Linked DNA regions of Homo sapiens: region 2 is linked to region 1. The links are chromatin loops, found by intact Hi-C in ENCODE. Cell type or tissue: endothelial cell of umbilical vein. All regions are shown on one strand. Links, peaks and the distances in the headings refer to the core of each region. The heading gives the core; the rest is flanking DNA.

Region 1 (9,969 bases), core at 578-8,577:
TCTTGACCACCTGGAAGATATGGAAACATCCCCACCCCCCACTGAGAGATGAGACTCCCATGGGTGATGGTCTAATTACAAAATGGGCTGATTAGCTTTGGGTTGCCTTGCTATGAAATGCACCGTCGGTAAAAGCACCACACTGTCTTCTCCCGTAATATTTCCCTCCTTTTGGGGATCCAGGATCCAGTATAAAATGGCGCACTTAACTCTGGGGGTTTGTCTTTGCCTTCAGCTCTTTATTTGCTGCTTATTTGGCCCCAGAAATGCTTTCCTGGCCCTCTTCCTCCAAGGGCTCCACCCTGAAGCCAGTGATCCAATTAAGAAACTGGCAAATGAAAAATCTTGCAAATGCCAAATCTTCTACCTGTATGTGTTGTGTGTGTGTGTGGCATTTATATATAAAAGAGCTCTGATTAATTGGCTTAGAAAGATAAGCACTTAAATATTTTGTCACAAAAATAGAAACTTTAATGCCTTTTGTTCTCGTGACTTTAGTAATCTTTTGGAAATAAAGACACTTTTAAAGATTATTGGTAAATAAAAAGCCTTGAAAATGTAGACATTTGGTCTAAATTAAGGTCAGAGATCAGATTTGCTAAATGCTTTAAGGTCAAATTATTTCTTTGACTTTTGAAAATTGTTCGATTTACCTACTTTGGAGCATTAGATTATAGATAAGCCTGGGGACATATGGAGAGCCATCCCCTCTAGATATGCTAAAAAGAGTCAGACTTTATCTTCATTTCTGTCTGATTTCCTAGGCTCCATCCCTGGTACATAATTAAAATCACTTACTTATCAGGTTTTTCACTAAAAATAAAAGTTGCTAAGAGTTAACATTGTAACATGCAATTGAGACCACTGGAGAGACAATTTTACAAACAAGGTGTGTAGGGAATGTGTTTTTGGTAAAAGATTATAAGAAGGCATAGGAATATGGCTTTTGTTAAAGGGAATGTAATTTTGTCTAGTTCAGAGGGTTTTAAAGATTGTCTTAACCTAAAAGAGTAACGGAAGAAAACTGAAGGTTTAAGCAAAGTAAAAAGGATTTGTAAAAAGGATTGATCTGATAAAAAAATTCTGTGGGTATAAACAAATTGGCTAAAATTTAAAAGAAATTATTTAGCTTTTATCTGCAGATTAAAACATTAAGATAATGATGTTGTAAGGCCAGAATCTGGGCCCATGTGTCCGAAAAACAGGGTTTTCTTAGAAAATTGACCTGCTGTTTGATGGAAAATTGTAAAGGGATCTAAAAAGTGTATTGAAATCTTATGTTCAAACTAATTAAAACTGGACAGAGATACAAAATTTTATTTAAAAAACTAGCTTTTACGTTAAGGATGCACTAATGCAAACATGAAATTTGTTTTTCTCTTTTGAAGACGATTTTTGTGTAACATTAAAAGATAATGAAAGACTTTTGCTTTCTCTCCCATGGGTAAATGGCAGGGAAAAAAAGGAGGAGAGAGAAAAGACAAATTTAGCCTCATGCTACCTTTATTGGATGTTGCTTGGAAAGCTAAGTCTCCTCTACTAGAGTAAAGGTTTTCTTTTTTAAAGCTTATTTAGAGTTATCATTTTGGCCAAAATGAATGACTTAAGGTAACCTGGGATTCTATTTTGTGATATCAAGTGTTTTAAACCTTTGATATTTGACAAACTTTCCAAAATCAAATTATAAAGTATGTCTCTTTCTGGACTAATCTTTTAGATATTAGGTTCTCTAAAGTCCAAAAATGACATTTGGCTCATTTTGTATAGAAATCATACAGGAAGCACTGCCAAATATGAAATGGTGTTTGGCTTTCTTTGGGTTATATTTGTGTAAATGTGTTATAGGCGTATGTTCTGAAATTAAGTAAAACTCCTATAATTCTAATATGACTTAGTATATGTTATCTATCTGTAATAATTATAATTATTATGTTAAATGACTGTGTGCCACAGAGGTAAAAAATTTACTTGTCAACCATGTCTTTAACTGCAGCTGGCCTAAAAGTGTTTTTGTCATTCACAGACAATTGTTGTCTCATTTTCATCCTCTTTAAAAGATGGTTTTATAATCAGCTATAAAATTTAACAGGTGCTCTTAAATGCAGGATTCTGACTAATAACTCTGGAGATTGTGACATTAGAAGAGAGGGAAAACTTTCAAATAGAAGAGTGAATGGTGTTTGGTTTTCTTTGGACTGTATTTGTATAAATATTATATTATTAGTATGTGTTCCAAAATTTATGGGAAACTTCTATAATTCTGATATGATTTAATGTACATTATTAATAATAATTGTTATATAAAATTGTTGTATGCCACAGAAGTAACCAAAATTCCTAGTCACCTGTAGCTTTAATAGGGGCTATTTACTTGTCATCCACAGACATTTTGTCTTGTTTTGATCCTTTTCAAAAGGCAGTTTATAATCAGATATAGGACTGTGAGTGCAGGTCTCAGACAACTTTAAAAATTGTGCTATTTGAATAGAGGAAAAAATGAAACTTCTAGGAGTCTCATGGAGATCTGATGTGTTAAACGTTGCTGATCCTTTTGTTTTCAGAGTCAAGATAACTTATTTCTTTAAAGCTATTTGCAACTTTAACAAGTGAGTAAAATATACTCCTGTGAACAAAATTTGGAGCATATTTGTTCCCCTCTACCTGATTTCTCCAGAATTTGGAAACTATTTGTGAGTATTCTCAATTTATGGCAGTACAGTTAATTGCATAAGTGCAATAAGAATCTGTTTTCTTTTGTAACAGGATATAATTGGAGAAATTGGTTATTTTACCAAGGCTTTGACTGGAATGGCATGCCTCCTTTAAAGAATCAAAGTTGACTTATAGAGCCAATTAAAGCCCATTGGGGCATCTGGCCTCATACTTTGTCCGCATAGAGTACCTGTACAAGATACCTGTACAGGAACCTGTACAAGGTTCCTGACCTGTGGTAAGTAAAGAATGTCACTTTCTAACAGGCCCAGGAACCCCAAGTTACCTTGGGACCTCAAGAGGAGAGGAATTTGCCCAACTCATAGGTACTTGAGGGTACAGACCCATGGCTGGGCTCGGCTTTTAATAAGTGTTATCTGAGATTCTTCATGGAACAGAGTTCTAACAAAGCCAATTTAAAAAACCTAAGTAAAAAATAATTATTCTTGCTGCACTTTATGCAAATAATCAGGCCAAATACAGTAAGACTAAAGTTTCTTTTGTAAACAAATCAGTTCTATTGTGATTTGTTTTTAATAAAAATGGGGACTGGAGGGAGACAAAAGTATGCTTCAAAAGAAAAACTGAAGTACACTGTTGTTAACCGTTCTTAAGGTTTTTTCTGCAGTTTAGACTAAATTCTAAATTCATTGTGGGTTAGAAGTCTCCAAACTAATGTTTTCAAATCTTTGCTTTTAAAATTGGGAATTGTAGTCCTCATCCTAGGACTCGTTATTTATCTTATAAACATGCTGTTTACTTAAATATCATCCTGAAACATAAATAAAAGTATATTTTTACCACACAAGCCTTGCAAGCCCAGCCAAGCCTGCATAAATACACTCAGACAGTTGTGAAGCAGGTCTACTCTTCTCTCCTTGGGGTTCACTCCCATTCCCGCTATGTCCCCTGTAAGCAGGAAAAATCTAGAGTGATCAACAGCCTCTTCCCATCTTCATAGCCTACACCTAAAGATTAAGGTGTTATAAAACCCAAAGGGAGGGACCGAAAGCGCAATAGCAAAATGATGACTGAGACAGTGAGAGATCTAACTTAATTGACTCCATCTCGCTTCTAACCTCCAAACTGTCCTTGTTCATTCCTGGGCATAGGCTGCACTAACTTCGGGAGAAACATAGTTTATAGTTTAAACAAAGACGGTTAGAGTCCTTTCTCAAAGCAGACTTCCTTCTTGCCTGGGGACTAGATTGCCTTTGTAGGACTAACATTAGCCACAAGATTAGAAATTATAGTTCAGGAGTCATGCAGCTGGAGGCTACAAGATTCTGACCCTCCCTAAACTGCTTCTAAGATCAGTGCTTGAGATATTTGGCAGAGCCTGCACTTGATGGATCAGCTGGCACCTCCCAGATCAATAAACTGGCTCATCTGATCTTGTGGCTCCCACCCAGGAACTGACTCAGCGCAAGAAGACAGCTTTGACTCCCTAAGATTTCATCCCTGAACAATCAGCACTCCCGGCTCACCGGCTTCCCCCAATCCACCACGTAATCCTTAAAAACTCTGCTCCCCTAATGCTTGGGGAGATTGATTTGAGTATTTAAACAATTCTGGTCTCTCACACACACACAAAGAAAAAAAGAAAATCGAGGTTGCAAAGAATAAGTGACCTCTGGATATTTTTGTTCACTTCTAGTTCCTTATCATGTTTATTAAGATGTTATTTTAAATATAACTATAGCATTATTAAACTGGATATTTCCTCAGAAAAATATTTAATGTGAACTTAAGTGATACTTCTGAAGCAGTGGAATTCTGGTTTCTTTCACTATATTTGATACACTAAGATGAACATTTTCTCCATATTTACAGAAATAATCTGGTTTGTACTCAAACTACATTCTCAAAACAAAGCAGAATATAAAATGGATTTTTTAAATAAGTAAATGTGTAGTATTTTTTCAAGTTTCTATTTCAGGAATCTATTTCCAAATCCATTAATGAAGTGAATATATTTCTCTAAAAATATTTAAAATATTCCTATATAAATTGTAACCTGAAGCAACTAATCATCTTCTAATTTAGCTTAAAGAAAAAAATACAGGAATAGAAAACGTGTGTGTGTGTGTGTGTGTGTGTGTGTGTGTGTGTGTGTGTGATTTTTGGAAGGTTGTCCAAGAGACTGGTATTTTTTTCACCTGACTCAGAGTACTGATATAGAACCAAAATACTTTGGATAACTGGTAGCCACTTAGTACAAAAGAGAGTTCAGTGGCTTCTTGCAGTGCCAGAAGTGCCAGTACTTGTCACACTGTAGACAAAGGCCAAAACAGCTCACCACAATTGGGAAAAAGTATCCTGCTAATGACTTTTACAATGAGATGGAAAGAGAAGAATCGAATATATGTCCAATTTTTTAGCTTTTTAAGAGGCTACCTAAGGGACTGATTTTTGTCTCATGTGACTTAGGGCACTGATGAGGAGCTGTCATAGTTTGAATGCCTGGGGACTGCAAAGAACAAAAGAGAGCTTGGCATATAGTTCTGGAGAACCTGCAGTACCACAGACAGACACAAGAGAGAGCAAGAGCCCACAAACTCCTAAAAAAGAAACCAGCAAATCTCTCTAATCTGGAAATTACATGCACAAGCTCAGAGAAAATGCATTTCCATAACATGTTTGAGAGGCCCTCTGAATCTCTAGTCATGCTGACTGATGAAGGTATTCCCCTGTATGAAATCAGTCTGTAAAAACTCGAAGTGTTAGTTGTTTTTTCAAATAAAAAAATTACAACAAAAAATAAGAAGACACATGAAGAAACAGGAGAACATGACCCAATTAACGGAACAAACTAAATCTCTAGAAACTGACTCTAAAGAAATTGATATTTACAAACTATCTAAAAAAGAATTCAAAATCATTGCTTTACAGAAGCTCAGTGTGCTGCAAGAGAATGCCAGATAGACAACTAAATGAAATCAGAAAAACCACAAATGAGCAAAATGAGAATATGTACAGAGATAGAAACTACATGAGAAAAAGCGAAGTAATTTTAGAGCTGGAAAATAAAATAGGTGAATTGAAAAATTCACTACAGCAGATCAACAGCAGATCTCACAAAGCAAAAAAAAAAAAAAGTCAGTAAACTCTAACACAGGTCATTTGAAATTATCAAGTCATAATAATAAAAAGAAAAAAGAATGAAGAAAAGTAAAGAAAGTCTAATTGATGTACCAGCACCCACGAGCAGACCAATATACACATTATGTGAGAGTCTGAAAGAGAAGAGAGAAAGATTAGAGCAGAGAGTTTATTTGAAGAAATAATGGCCAAAATTATCTGAAATGTGAGGAAGAAAACAGACCACATTAAATTCAAGAAGCTCAAATAACTTTAACTAAGAAAAACCCAAATAGGTACAAATCAAGACACATTATATTCAGACTGACAAAAGTGAAAGGAGAGACTTGAAACTAGTAAGAGAAAAGCAACTCATCACATGAAAGGAGCTGCCATAAGATTATCAGTGGGTTTTTTAGCAGAGACTTTAGAGGCCGAAGTGAGTGGGACGATACATTCAAAAGGCAAAAATAAATAAAAATTGCAGCCAAACATAAAAACTGTATCTGTCAAAACTATCTTTCATAAACCAAAAAGAAATAACTTCCCAGATGAACAAAAGTGGAGGGAGTTCATCACTACCAGACCTACATAAAAACTACCAAAGACAGTCCTTGGCGTTGAACAAAAAGGACACTATGTAGCAACATAAAAGCACAGAAAAACATAAAGCTCTCTGGTAAAGCCAAATATAGAGATAAATACAGAATTCTATAATATTGTAATGGTGTTGCATACAGCACTTTTAATTCAAGTAAAAAATGTAAGCAATATAAGCATAACTACAACTGTAAAACAATGTTAATGAATACAAAATATTTTTTAAAATGTAATTTGTAACATCAGTAACAAGTATGTGGTAAGGAGATCTGAAAGAGTAGTTTTGTATATAATTGTAGCTAAGCGGTTCTCATTTTAAAATAGATTGCTACAATTCTCGATGTTGTATGGGATCCCCATGATAACTACAAAGAAGATACTTATAGAAGATGAACAAAATCAATTAAGAAAGAAATAAAAGCATGACACTACAAAGGATCAATGAACCCAAGGGAAGACAGCAAGAGAGAACAAGAGGGACCAAACTAATACCATACATACAGAAGACAATTAACAAAATGGAAATAATAATTCAGTAATTAAGTATAAATGGGTTAAACTCATCAATCAAAAGACACAGTGTAGCTAAATAAATTTTTAAAAAATCAAGATCCAACTATATGTTGTTTATAAAAGACTGACTTTAAATAAAAAAGACATGCATAGGTTGAAAACAAGAAGATGGAAGATTTTTCCATGCAAATTTTAATCAAAAGAGAGGAGGGTTGGCAATACTTATATCAGACAGAATAGGCCTTAAGTCAAAAACTATCACAAGAGACAAAGAAGTACAATATATTGTTATAAAGGTTTAATTCACCAGGAAGATATAACAATTGTAACTATATATGCACCTAATAGCAGAGCACTTATATATATGAAGCAAACATTGACAGAAATAGAGAGATATATAGACAGCAACATAATAATTGTAGGAAATTTTAATACCCTGTTTTCAATAAGAGATAGGCCAACCAGAGAGATCAACAAGAAAATAGACGACTTGAACAACACTATGAACAAATTAGACCAACAGACATATATAGAACACTAAACCCGAAGTTTGCAGAGGAAGGAAATAATGAAGAATAGAGCAGAAATAAACTCAACAAAGAATAGAAAAACAATTTAAAAATCCATAAAATGAAGTGTGTTCTTTGAAAAGTTTAACAAAACTGGCAGATTTTTAGCTGGACTACAAGTAGAGACCCAGTTAGCAAAAGTTAGAAATAAAAGAGGAAACATTACAACCAATGCAAAAGAAAGAAAAGGGATCATAAGAGACAACTATATGAACAATAGTAGGCCAACAAATTAAATAACATAGAATAAATGGATACATTTATAGAAACATACAACCAACCAAGACTGAATCATGAAGAGATAAAAATAAAAAATCTATAACTAATGAGATCGAACGAGTAATTTATCAGTAATAATAATAAAAATTCCCCCGCAAAGAAAAGCACAGGACCAAATGGCATCACTGTATTAAGCAAAGTTGAGGATACAAGTCACCATTCAAAAATCAATTACATTTCCATACATTAACAATGAATAATCTGAAAAGAAAATAATATTCATTTATAATAGTATCAAAAAGAAAAAATACTTAGGAAAAACTATAACCTAGAAGGTGAAGCACCTGTACACTAAAACTACAAAATATTGCCTAAAGAAAGTAAAGACAATATAAGTAAATAGAAAGACATCCTGTTTTCACGGATTGGAAGACTTCATATTCTTAAAATGCACATAGTACCCAAAGTCATCTACAGATTCAATGCAATCTCTGTGAAAATCCCAATGACATTTTTGCAGAAATAAAAAAAATGACTCCAAATAGCCAAAACAATCTTGAGAAAAATTTTAAAAACCTGGAGCCCTCGTATTTCCTAATTTCAAAACATATTACGTAGCTACTATAATCAATATAGTATGGTAATGGCATAAAGATAGACCAATAGGTCTATGAAACAAAACAGAAAAAAATGCTTTACAAAAACTGTTAACATTTATAATGAAATGATCTTTGACAAACTGCTAAGGCTTTGTAATGGAGAAGAATAGTCTCTTCAACAAATAGCTGTAGGAAAGTTAACGTATATTCGTAATGCTTGAGTTTGTTATTGAAAATGCAATTGCTTATTGTATTGTGCCTGTTTTCAAGAAGAAAATGGAGTTTATAAAGGATAAGTCAACTCTAGATATTTTTGTTCATGTCTAGTTTCTTAATGTGTTTATTAATTAATGTTATTTTAAATACAACTATAGTACTATTAAAGTAGATATTTACTCGGGGAATATTTAGTGTGAACTAAAGTGATACTTCTCAAGCAGTAGAACTCACTTGCAGAAGAATGAATTTGAACCCTACCTTACACCATATTCAACATTTATCTCAAAATGGATTAAAGGCCTCAAAACCTGAAACCATAAAACTCCTAGGGAAAAACAAAGTTGAAAAAAAAGTTTTGTAACATTGGATTTTGCAATGATTTCTTGGTTACCACATCAAAAGCACTAGCAAGAAGGCACAAATAGATAAATGATAGCACCAAACTTGAAAACTTCTGTGCAGCAAGCAAAACAATCAACAGAGTTAAAAGGCAACCGACAGAATGAGAGAAAATTTGCAAACCACATATCTGATAACGGATAAATCTCACAAGTACGCAAAAACTCCTATAACTCAACATCAAAAAACACCAATTAGTCAAATTTAAAAATTAGCACTAGACTTAATAGACAGTTTCCAAAGTAGATACACAAATGGCCAATGAGAATATAAAAAGATGTTCAATATCACTAGTCCTTAGGGAAATAAAAATCAAAACCACAAGAAAATTTTACCTTATACCTGTTAGCATGACCATTATGAAAACAAAACAAAATGGAAAACAACACAAGTATTGCTGAGGATGTGGAGAACTTAGAATTGTTTATTGTAATGTAAAATGCACTGTTGATTGTAATGTAAAATGATACGGTTGCTATGAAATACAGTATGGAGGTTCCTCAAAAAATTCAAAATAGAACTACCATATGATCCAACTACCCCATTATTGAGTATATATCCAAAGGAAATGAAATCTGTACATTAAAGAGATATCCACCTTCCCGTGTTTATTGCAGTACTATTCACAATAGCCAAGATATAGAGACAACACAAGTGCCCATTGATGAATAAATGGATAAAGAAAATGTGGTACATACACACAAAGGAATACAATTCAACAACAACAAAAAATAATGAAATTCTGCCATTGGCAACAACATGGATGAACTTGAAGGACATTATGCTAAGTATAATATGCCAGGCACAGAAAAACAAATACTGCATGATCTTTCTCATATGTGGACTCGAAAATAGTTGATCTCATAGAAACAGAGTGTAATTATAGTTATCAGAGACTGGGGATTTAGAGCACACGGGAGGATGGGAAGATGTATGTATTTGTTACTTGGATAGATTTAACCATTCCATAATGTATAAATACTTCAAAACATCATGTGGCTCACAACAAAAAATACAATGTTATCTGTCAATTTTTTAAATTAAAATATTTATAAACC
Region 2 (9,969 bases), core at 1,219-9,218, 1.0 Mb before region 1:
GCATATTCTTTTTCATTCCTGTTGTTTCTCTGTGTTAGTCAACCACTTATGCCAGTAGTTATGACATAGGAGGAAAGGGAACTAGCCTTTCTTTTCGTTCTTTTCTTTTTGAGATAGGGTCTTGGTCTGTCACCAGGGCTGGTGTGCAGTGGCACGATCTCAGCTCACTGCAACCTCTGCTTCCTGGGCTCAAGCAATCCTGCCACCTCAGTTTCCCAAGTAGCTGGGACTACAGGGGCATGCCAGCACACCCAGAAACTTTTTTTTTGTATTATTTGTAAAGATGGGATTTCACCATATTGCCCATGCTGGTCTCCAACTCCTGGGCTCAAGTGATCCATCTGCCTTGGCTTCCCAAAGTGCTAGGATTACAGGCGTGAGTCACTGCACCTGGCCTTCAGTCCTGTCTTAATCCTCAGTAACTCGAAGGCAGAGGGTGCTGGTAGAATGTATGCATATCCAGAAATGAAATAAAACCAGCAAAGCTAGTTTTTGTGCAGCATTTCCAGTAAGGGATTGGTTGAAAGGCCAGGGCGATTGTGCCATTGTGTGCCTCTGAATGCAATCATCTGTACTGGTTAAACCTCACCGCCCCCAAACCTATTTATGTATAAGTTAGGAAATACAAATTCTATAATTTCTGTGATTCTGCATGTGAGCTACATGCTTTGAGCTAAATGCTTCCATTAGTATTGTAAGATGGCAAGGCACAGGAATGGTAAGATTCGTGCTATCAATTTACGTTTAATTTTTCCAAACCTAGCAGCTATTAAATAGCAAATAATAACACTGCAAGTCAAAAGAGAGACAGCAGGAGAAAGGAAAAGTCCTTATATTTTAGTACCTTTCCTGGCACCTTCTTTCCTGCTTTTTGGAAAAGGGGCCCAGCATTTTCACTTTGCACTGGGCCCTGTGCATTCTGTAACTGGCTCTGGCCAGCTCAACTGGTGCCCAGCAAACACTGTCTCCTGCTCACTGCACTCCAAGTCCCAACTAGGGCCAACAGTGGCAAGAATGAGCTGTCACTGTGAACTCGGCCCTGGTCCCAAAGAGTTTCTGCTGTGATTCCCATCATTTTTATTTTCAAGGAATTAAGGCAAAAACTTCAGGCTCTGTTTGGGGTCAATGTTGGGCCCATTCTCCTTAAGAGGGAATAATAAGTTATTTAATTGTCTATAGGCCAGAGAGCATCATAAGGCACATACATTTTTAAAAATAAAATTTCACATAACCCCAATATATAACAAAAAGAGGAAAAAAAGAGCCAACATAGATATTCTCTGAAATGTGTAAACCCTTTGGAAATTTCCATGACAGAAGGTTTAGAACAGTCTCTAACGGTGATTTGCACACAACAAAAAGTCACATCTGTATCTGATTACCTTATGGAGATTTCCCAGGGACTTTTCCCCAAAGGTGTGTTACAGCTCGTGCTTTCAATAGTAAGGATAGATAAAAGATAGACTGGATTAAGAAAATGTGGCACATATACACCATGAAATACTATGCAGCCATAAAAAATGATGAGTTCACGTCCTTTGTAGGGACATGGATGAAATTGGAAATCATCATTCTCAGTAAACTATCGCAAGAACAAAAAACCAAACACCGCATATTCTCACTCATAGGTGGGAATTGAACAATGAGATCACATGGACACAGGAAGGGGAACATCACACTCTGGGGACTGTTGTGGGGTGGGGGGAGGGATAGCATTGGGAGATATGCCTAATGCTAGATGACGAGTTAGTGGGTGCAGCGCACCAGCATGACACATGTATACATATGTAACTAACCTGCACAATGTGCACACGTACCCTAAAACTTAAAGTATAATAAAAAAAAAAAGAAAAAAAAAGATGTTAACTTTGGATGCTATCCTTAAAAAAAAAAAAAAAAAAAAAAAAAAAAAAAAAAATCCTTGTCTTTTAACACTAGAGGTCACTCTGCAACCGCAAATGCGAAATAAGCACCCTGGGGCTCCAGAAGGTCAGTACAGCTAATCTGTAGAAATTGCTGAACCATGAGCCAAATTTGTACCTAATTACGGGTTGCTTTGATGCAGCCCCGCTCCTATTAAAAGTTTCTCTCTTTCCTGCAGAATTGTGGATGTTGTGACTTATATGTTTCTACTGAGCCCTAATATTTCTCAGCTAAGCAGGGGCATTGCAGGCGCTGTAACCAAGAACACACATCTCTCTACATTCCAGGTTTTTGATGTTCATTATCCAGATGGAAAAGAGCATCTGCCGCTTGGGTATCAAATGGTGATAACTTGGTCTTTATTTCTTTATGAGACTGAGGTCGAGACAGATTTAACACAGCCCTGCATGTGGGCGTGCAAAGACTGCAGGCACAGCACGTTGTGCAGAAACGATTGACAAATATTTTCAGAGTTTCTCTGTCCTGTTTTTGGAGATACATAAAACTGACTCTGCATCCAGTGTATGGAAATAGGGTTATTTGCATCTATTGGGGATTGGAACCCGCAAATGGTTTCTTAATCGAAAATTAAAATCCTTGTGCAGCCTCCCTAGAAGACTTCAATTTCCTTTGGCTAGTTACCCTTTCGGAGTAATTAATGTTATTTCTGATTTGGATTCCTGAGAGTTTGGATATCTGTCTATGCAGTAATTTCACATATAATTGCATGCGAAAATGTGTGTTTTATTTCTTTACTGGCTCCTAATCTGTGGTATTTCTGTCTGTGATGGATGGGAGTTATGAGGGTCTTCACGGTCTCTTCGTTTAGGGAGAGTGGAATTCCTGAGCTGGGCAGGCAGAAAAGACCTGAATATCAAACAATGAAAAATAACGGGAATAGTGGGAGGTTGTCACTCTCTGCAATATCTTCCTGAGGCATGGATGGGAATTTTGCAACAGAGGCAGGTGATACACAGGAAATGCAAAGCTCTCTTCTTTGGAGGGCGGGCTCGGCTCCCATGCTAGAAGTGCCTTGACACTGGCAGCCTCAGCTGGGGTGGAGGGCAGTCTCCTTGCTGTTCCGCTTAGCCCCCAGCACTTGCAGCAGATGAAGAGCTGGTGTGGATAAAGTGGAGCTGCTGTGCTGCTCCTGGGTCCAATTCCTCACATGCGGGGGTGGCCACATTTAGGAAGAGTTTAGCCCTGGACCAGCCAGACCCCTTCCTCTCTGGATTATAGCACAATCGCGCAATCACCCTGACCTCCTCTGTGTTGGATTTTCTGTTGTATTTTGCTTAGATTTAGAGCACTCAGGGTGGTAGAGATCATGACTCTCTGTAAGGAGATAACAAAAATACGCTATGGTCACTTATCTCGGCACCTGGCCCGTCCAACCATCGATTTCCCATCTCGATTCACAAGGTGCTGAATGGAGCCGATCAATTTAACAGCACCGATGGGACTCAAATATTCCCATAATCTATATTATCAGTGGACTTCCTTCCTGATGTCCTCATCTGACCTGGTCACCGTGGCTTCTTGATCGGAGAAATTAAAGCAGGGATTGGGAGGTCTTTATAATGTGAGAATGTCGGCTTTAGCGTGGCCACTCTGGGGGACTGAGGGTTCACCATGCCCACACCCCTGCTGCGAATGCTTTTAGTAATGTGCACGCTTGGATTTAAATTAGGAGCCCCAATTAGTCTCTTGTTTTCTAGCAGCCTGCAAAAACACCATTTAGGGAGGAACTGTTTAGAAAGCAGGTTTTTACTTAATAAACAGTGATCAATCGAATTGATTAACCATGAACACATTCCCACTGAGTCTGTGGGTGGCGCTTGTTGTTGATAATTGCGGTTCGTGAGTACAAGACTATTAAGTGGCTGCTCATAGACGATTTCCCAGCCCTTTCACCTAAGAGAACTGGGGGCGCGCTCTGGGGGTGCCGGCAACTGTTGACAGCATTTTTTGGGTTGGGGCTGTGCCTGAGCCAGCCTCTGCCCCCAGCAGGCCTTTGGAGCATCTCTATCAATTGTGGCCATTTACTAGACACTGGCAGACATTTTTGTAAACCTCGCATCTGTTTTTTCACTAATTCACGCGGTAATTAGGTGTTCTCACGCCGGCTTTGTGGCTTTCCATAAACGGTAAGTGGAACCGCCTGTGCGTTAGAATTAGTGCTGTGTTCTGTGCGAGGCTTATTACCACCGAGGCTCTCTCTCTGCTCGCTGGAACGGCAGCTAGAAAACTGGGAGGAGAGCTTCCTGGCAGCATTAGCAAACTAGCAGCCCCTGAAGGGCGACGAGAAAGATGTAAGTGAGGGCGGGTTCGGCGGGAGAGCCCCCGGTTGCCCTGCGCGGTTGCGGCGCGCGCCTGGAGTTGCGCTTGATGAACGCAGCCCGGGGGCGCAGCGAGCACGGCCGGGCGGGCTGCCCCGGGGCTCCGGGCCCAGCTCCCAGCCCAGGGGACGGACTGTTCTTTGTGGGACAGAGGGGAGAGGACGCCTGCCATTTGGAACCCCTGCTGATGCTCCAGCTCATTTTGGGCAGGTTTCTGAGCCTCTCTTGGCGTAGTTTACCTAATTAACAAAAGTACAGAATAGCAACGCAATGTCTTCTGTTATGTGGGTTAGAACGCCCTTTATGCCCTCGGTGCTGGCCCTGGGTAAACGGGAAGCCGCCAGAGGGCTGGGTGACTTTACAGGTGCCTTGACCAAGGGCTCCTCGGGGCCGAGTGATCTCCTGCGCCCTCTAGCGGTGTGCATACCAACTCTCCGTGGACACCAACCTAGTGGTCCTGGATCTTCACCCTGAGTCAACGGCCCTGCCCCAGCCCTAGAGGTTTTCCTTGCGCTGAGGAAGGGACCCAGGCCTTGGTGTTTTTTACAAGCGCCCCAGGAGATTCTAACGTGCCTCCAAGCTGGAGAACTTCTGCTAGAAACCAAGGCAAGACAGAGCCACCGTGATAGGTGGTAAACCATATGTGCTTGAAAGTATGTTTATTACTTATGTGTTTATTATTATTATTTTAAACATAACATTTACCCGTGGGTAGTTTTGTTTTTTGTTTTTTGTTTTTGAGATGGAGTCTCGCTCTGTTGCCTAGGCTGGAGTCCAGTGGCTCAATCTCAGCTCACTGCAACCTCTGCCTCCCGGGTTCAAGCAATTCTCCTGTCTCAGCTTCCCAAATAGCTGAGACTACAGGCGCATGCCACCATGCCTGGCTAATTTTTGCATTTTTAGTAGAGACAGGGTTTCACGATATTGGTCAGGCTGGTCTTGAACTCCTGACCTCAGGTGATCCACCCACCTCAGCCTCCCAAAGTGCTGGGATTACAGGCGTCAGCCACCCGCCCAGCACTTACCTATGGGTAGTTCTAATTTGGCAATTTCCAATCCTCTGGGAAGACTCTGCAGATTGTCTGGGCTAACAGCTATTCCAAGCCCTCCTCTCTCTTTCCACCTTCTGCTAGAGGCTGAAGAAACTAAATCAGTAAGTGATTTCTTAGTCTCTCTTAATGCAGGGGTGGCCGTGTGACACAATGCTAGTCAATATGATGTAAGTATAAGGAAAAGTCCACTCGGGTGTTTCTGGAAAAGCTTTTTTCATCTTTTTTTTTTCCTGTTAAAAATAGATATAGAAGATCACCACCCACTTTTCTCTTCCTCTTGCTTTAGATGTAGATGTGATGTCTGGAACTCATGCAGCTATCTTGCAACGACCAGGATGAGGCTAAGAGAATAGGAGAGATCCTTGCTCAAACAGGGTAAGCCAACCCCAGAAGCAACTTGCCTCCAGACTTTTTATCATGAGGAAAAATAAATCCCTAAACGTTTAAGCCATTGGTAGGTTATATGTTAGTTGCAGTCAAATAATTCATAACAAATATACTTTCAGATGAGATATCATGATGAAATGCTGCCTAGAAGAGAAATCAAAAGAAAAATAAAACTTTTTGAAGTGCATGCAATGGGCCAGGCCCTGGGCTTTCACATGCATTATTTCATGCAGTACCAAAGACATTGGTGTCATTATTACTATTTCCATTTGTTGAGAAAACTGAGGTTGAATAATTTTCCTTTTATCAAACAATGTGTTTAGTATGAAGGACCAATTATGAAATGCAAGAGTCAAATTTTCAGAGAGTTTTATTTGTCTCCAGAGCCCATGCCTTTTCTTAGAATTTTTTCCTTCTACTGCCTCTTGCTTGCCAAGAAGAGATGCTGCAGTCAAGCCTTGCTGGGGAGGCTGGAGAGGGCAGCCAGGCTGCCTCAGCTGGAAGCAGGGACACAGGGGTGACTGCAGTGCCGTCAAGCAGAATATGGCATGTCTAACTCTAAGAACCTTGAACTGCCTCCCCATCCCCACAGCACACACAACAGTGATGGTGGCCCTGGGAGGAATTAGCTGGCCAGGATCTGGAGCCAGCCTCTTACATCAGAGAGAGATGGACAGAGTGGTGCAGCATGGTGGAACCACATGCTGGAGTAGAGAACCTGGGAAGGGAGGGGAACAAAGCTCCTGGCAACTTCTTGAGGGAATGTTTACTTTATTTTGTTTTTTTGAGATGGAGTTTCGCTCTTGCTACCAGGACTGGAGTGCAGCGGCATAATCTTGGCTCATTGCAACCTCCACCTCCTAGGTTCAAGAGATTCTCCTGCCTCAGCCTCCTGAGTAGCTGGGATTACAGGTGTCTGCCACCAAGCCTGGCTAATTTTTTGTATTTTTAGTAGAGACGGGGTTTTACTGTGTTGGCCAGGCTAGTCTCGAACTCCTGACCTCAGGTGATCCACCTGCCTCGACTTCCCAAAGTGCTGGGATTACAGGCGTGAACCACAGCACCTGGCTGGGATTGTTGACTTTGGATGATATGAAGACTGAAAATCTGGCAATGTGGGCTCAAAATGAGAAGTGACGCCTCATCCAGGTCTGCAACAAAGGCAGAGAACTGTGTATTTAATGGAGGGGATGGAGACCTGATACCAGAAACCCACTGGAGATCGCACATTTGAATACCTGTATTGTGAAAATGCATGTGTTATAAAAGGGTCGACCCTCTTCATAGTTTGTGGGGTCAACCATTCTCCATCAGTCTCTCATCTTCACACAGGATTGTGTTAAAGACCCTCCCCCTCCTCCAGCCACTGTTATATATGGCCAGGTGGACACGGACCCTGGATGGCTCTAACATAGAAGATTGAGGTGCCCAGAGAGGGCCCACATTAGACCTCAGCCCCGCAGTTAGCTATCCCTCCAACTGTGCCAAAAGTTGTGGCAGCATCCCCTCTCTGAGGTAGAGCTGCTGGCTTCTCCTCTAAGCTCCCCATATCACTGATTTGCACCTTCCCCGACTGGATAGATCATTAAGAGAATTGGTTTACAAGGCTCTTGCTGAGCTGCTGGCTGTGGGAGAGGAAGTAAACAGACACAAGATAGAGCTGTAACATATGATGTTATATCCAGTGCTTAATGAGGCCCATAAAAACAGGAATGCAGGAGCAGCCGCAGTTAAGTGAATGTGCTTCATGCAGAATCAAGAGTTGACTGTATTTTATTTGATTTAGTTCTAGAAATAGCAGATGTTGTGTCAATTATGGCAAAGTAGTTCTAACTAATCTCTTCATTGAATTCATCTCATTGACCAAAATGGATTAAAAATTATTTTGTTTCCATGATCGTAAGTCAATTTTCTATAGAAAATATACAGAAGAATAAACTGGAGAATTGAAATGACCCTAATCCCACCACTAATAATAACTCATAACAATAGATTACGCTTGCAAGTGCTAACTGGTTCCCAGCCACTATCTAGAACCACTCTTCTGTTAGCACCCTAATTAAACCCTCTAGGAAGTAGGGAGAGCTAGCAGCTGCATGCTTAATATGGGGAAACTGAGGCACTGGGAAGTGGGAAGTTAATAACTACTCCAGTGTCAACACACTTGGAGGTGGTGGAGTCAGGGTTCGACCTTGGCCATTTAGCTCCAAAACCTGCATTTTTTTTTTTTTTTTTTTTTGAGATGGAGTCTTGTTCTCTTGCCCAGGCTGGAATGCAGTGGCATGATCTCGGCTCACTGCAAACTCCACCTCCTGGGCTCAAATGATTCTCATGCCGCAGCCTCCCAAGTAGCTGGGACCACAGTTGCCTGCCACCACGACCAGCAAATTTTTGTATTTTTGTAGAGACGGGGTTTTACCATGTAGGCCAAGCTGGTCTCAAACTCCTGACCTCAGTTGATCCTCCTGCCTTGGCCTCCCAAAGTGCTGGGATTACAGGTGTGAGCCACTGCGCCTAGCCTAAAACCTGTATATTTATACAGCAAAGTCTATTGCCTTTGGGGGAAACCACTATTAATGTGTTTTCTTTCTCTGAAAATGCATGCAAATATCACATATTTTTATATGTATTTACACAAATTGGAGATCGTATTCTATATGCTGATTTGCAATCTGCTTTGTCATGTAACTGTATATAATGTTATTACAAATAAGTGTTTGATGACTGCATAGTGTTCTTTCATACAGAGGTACACTGGGATATTTTAAAAATCAATCTCCTAACCTCAGGCATCTATGCTGTTTCCACGTGTTGCTGGTTCATTTTATAAATAATGCTGAGATGAAAGCCAGTTTTATGTACATACCTCTGAGTGAATCCCTGATTATTTTGTCTAAGTAAATTCCCATAAGTAACATTACTGGGCAAAAAATATGGTCAGTTTTAATGACAATACTTATATAGATTCTTACACAGATTTAGTTTGGCAAGGAGCTTTGACTAAGATGATGAAATGAATGGACTGGTTTCAAATTTGTAGTTGTGATGACAGCTGTACCCTGAGCTGTATGACAGAGACGCATTTACTGGGCTGGAAAACAAGTCACTTGGTGGCTCTAAGGAACTCCGGGAAGCACCGGGGTGGCTTGTCCTCCTTCACTCCCTCATAGCGCCCTGTTAGACACCCTCACTTGTCTGTCTTCCCTGCCGGACCGTGAGCGGGAGGAGGATCACGCATTGACCACACGTCTACCAAGTGTTTTCCCTGAGCCAGGTCCCGGGAGGGAGGGCCCCTGTGCTCACCTGCATCCCAGAACTAGTGTGGAAGCAGCTGCTCTGGAAGCCTTGGCAGGGCTGCTGAAGCAAACCTCTCCCTCTGGTCTGCCTTCCTCATACTCAGCCTTTAAAATTCGCCCCAGCTACCTTCTCCAGGGATGGAAGTGGACATTATGCCAGGCAAGAGTGACAGTATATTCAATCCTTGGGAACATCTTAAAAGGTAGGTCCTGCATTATTACCCATACTACGGATGAGGAAGCTGAAGCACCAAGAAGTTAGTAACTTGTACGGGACCACACTTCCAGTAAGTGGTTGACTTAGAATTTGAACCTGCATCTGCTTCACTCCAAGATCTTATTTTTCTCACTGAACCTTGAGGCTTTTAGGAGACAGGTTTAGCAGTTCAGGCTAGGGTTAGGTGTAGGCTTTGGTACTTGGGTCCTGATTCCTACCGAGTCTGTGTGGCCCAACATTTAGACAGCAGGAACTGGAGCTTCCGCTTGTACCTCTGGATTCAGGTGATGGACTCAGAGGGCCCCGTGGAAAGGAGGAAACCCTCTGGTTGCAGCAACTTCCAGGTTGAGACAAGTGTTTAGAATTATTCCCATTGGGCAGCCCCTCACCCTGTTTCATCTGGTGGCAACAATCTCACTTTGCTTCTTTTAATTAAGAAGGAGACTTTTGTTGATATTGCTATTTTGAGCAAAATGGCTTCCACTGCATTGTCAATTATTTGAAATAAGAAATTCAAGGGCTCCCTTGTTTGATCATGTATTAGTCAGTTTTCATGCTGCTGATAAAGACCTACTCAAGACTGGATAATTTACAAAGAAAAAGAGGTTTAATGGACTCACAGTTCCATGTGGCTGAGGAGGCCTCAAAATCATGGTGGAAGGCAAAAGCACGTCTTACATGGCAGCAGGCAAGAGAGGATGAGAGCCAAGCAAAAGGAGAAACCCCTTATAGAATCATCAGATCTTGCAAGACTT

Evidence for each region. A loop is a pair of places that touch in the nucleus more often than their neighbours do. Peaks named below come from ENCODE experiments on the same cell type or tissue, not always from the same donor. Only the 100,000 strongest peaks of a DNase experiment are listed, where the experiment ranks them.
Region 2: it touches region 1 in a loop (5-fold over the local background); 5 of 110 quality-filtered maps call a loop at or near these places.

The regions. Positions count from the first base shown.
Region 1 is chr15:97,241,239-97,251,207 of GRCh38, reverse strand. All of the region lies in intron 2 of LINC02253 (long intergenic non-protein coding RNA 2253), which reads right to left. Among named protein-coding and RNA genes, the nearest start is that of LINC02253, 12 kb to the right of the region's middle. In endothelial cell of umbilical vein, for the core only: a CTCF peak has its summit at 5,245; a DNase peak (open chromatin) is centred at 5,247.
Region 2 is chr15:98,287,332-98,297,300 of GRCh38, reverse strand. No RefSeq gene overlaps it. Among named protein-coding and RNA genes, the nearest start is that of LINC02351, 130 kb to the left of the region's middle. In endothelial cell of umbilical vein, for the core only: a CTCF peak has its summit at 4,695 (motif pointing left); no DNase peak of the experiment used is centred there.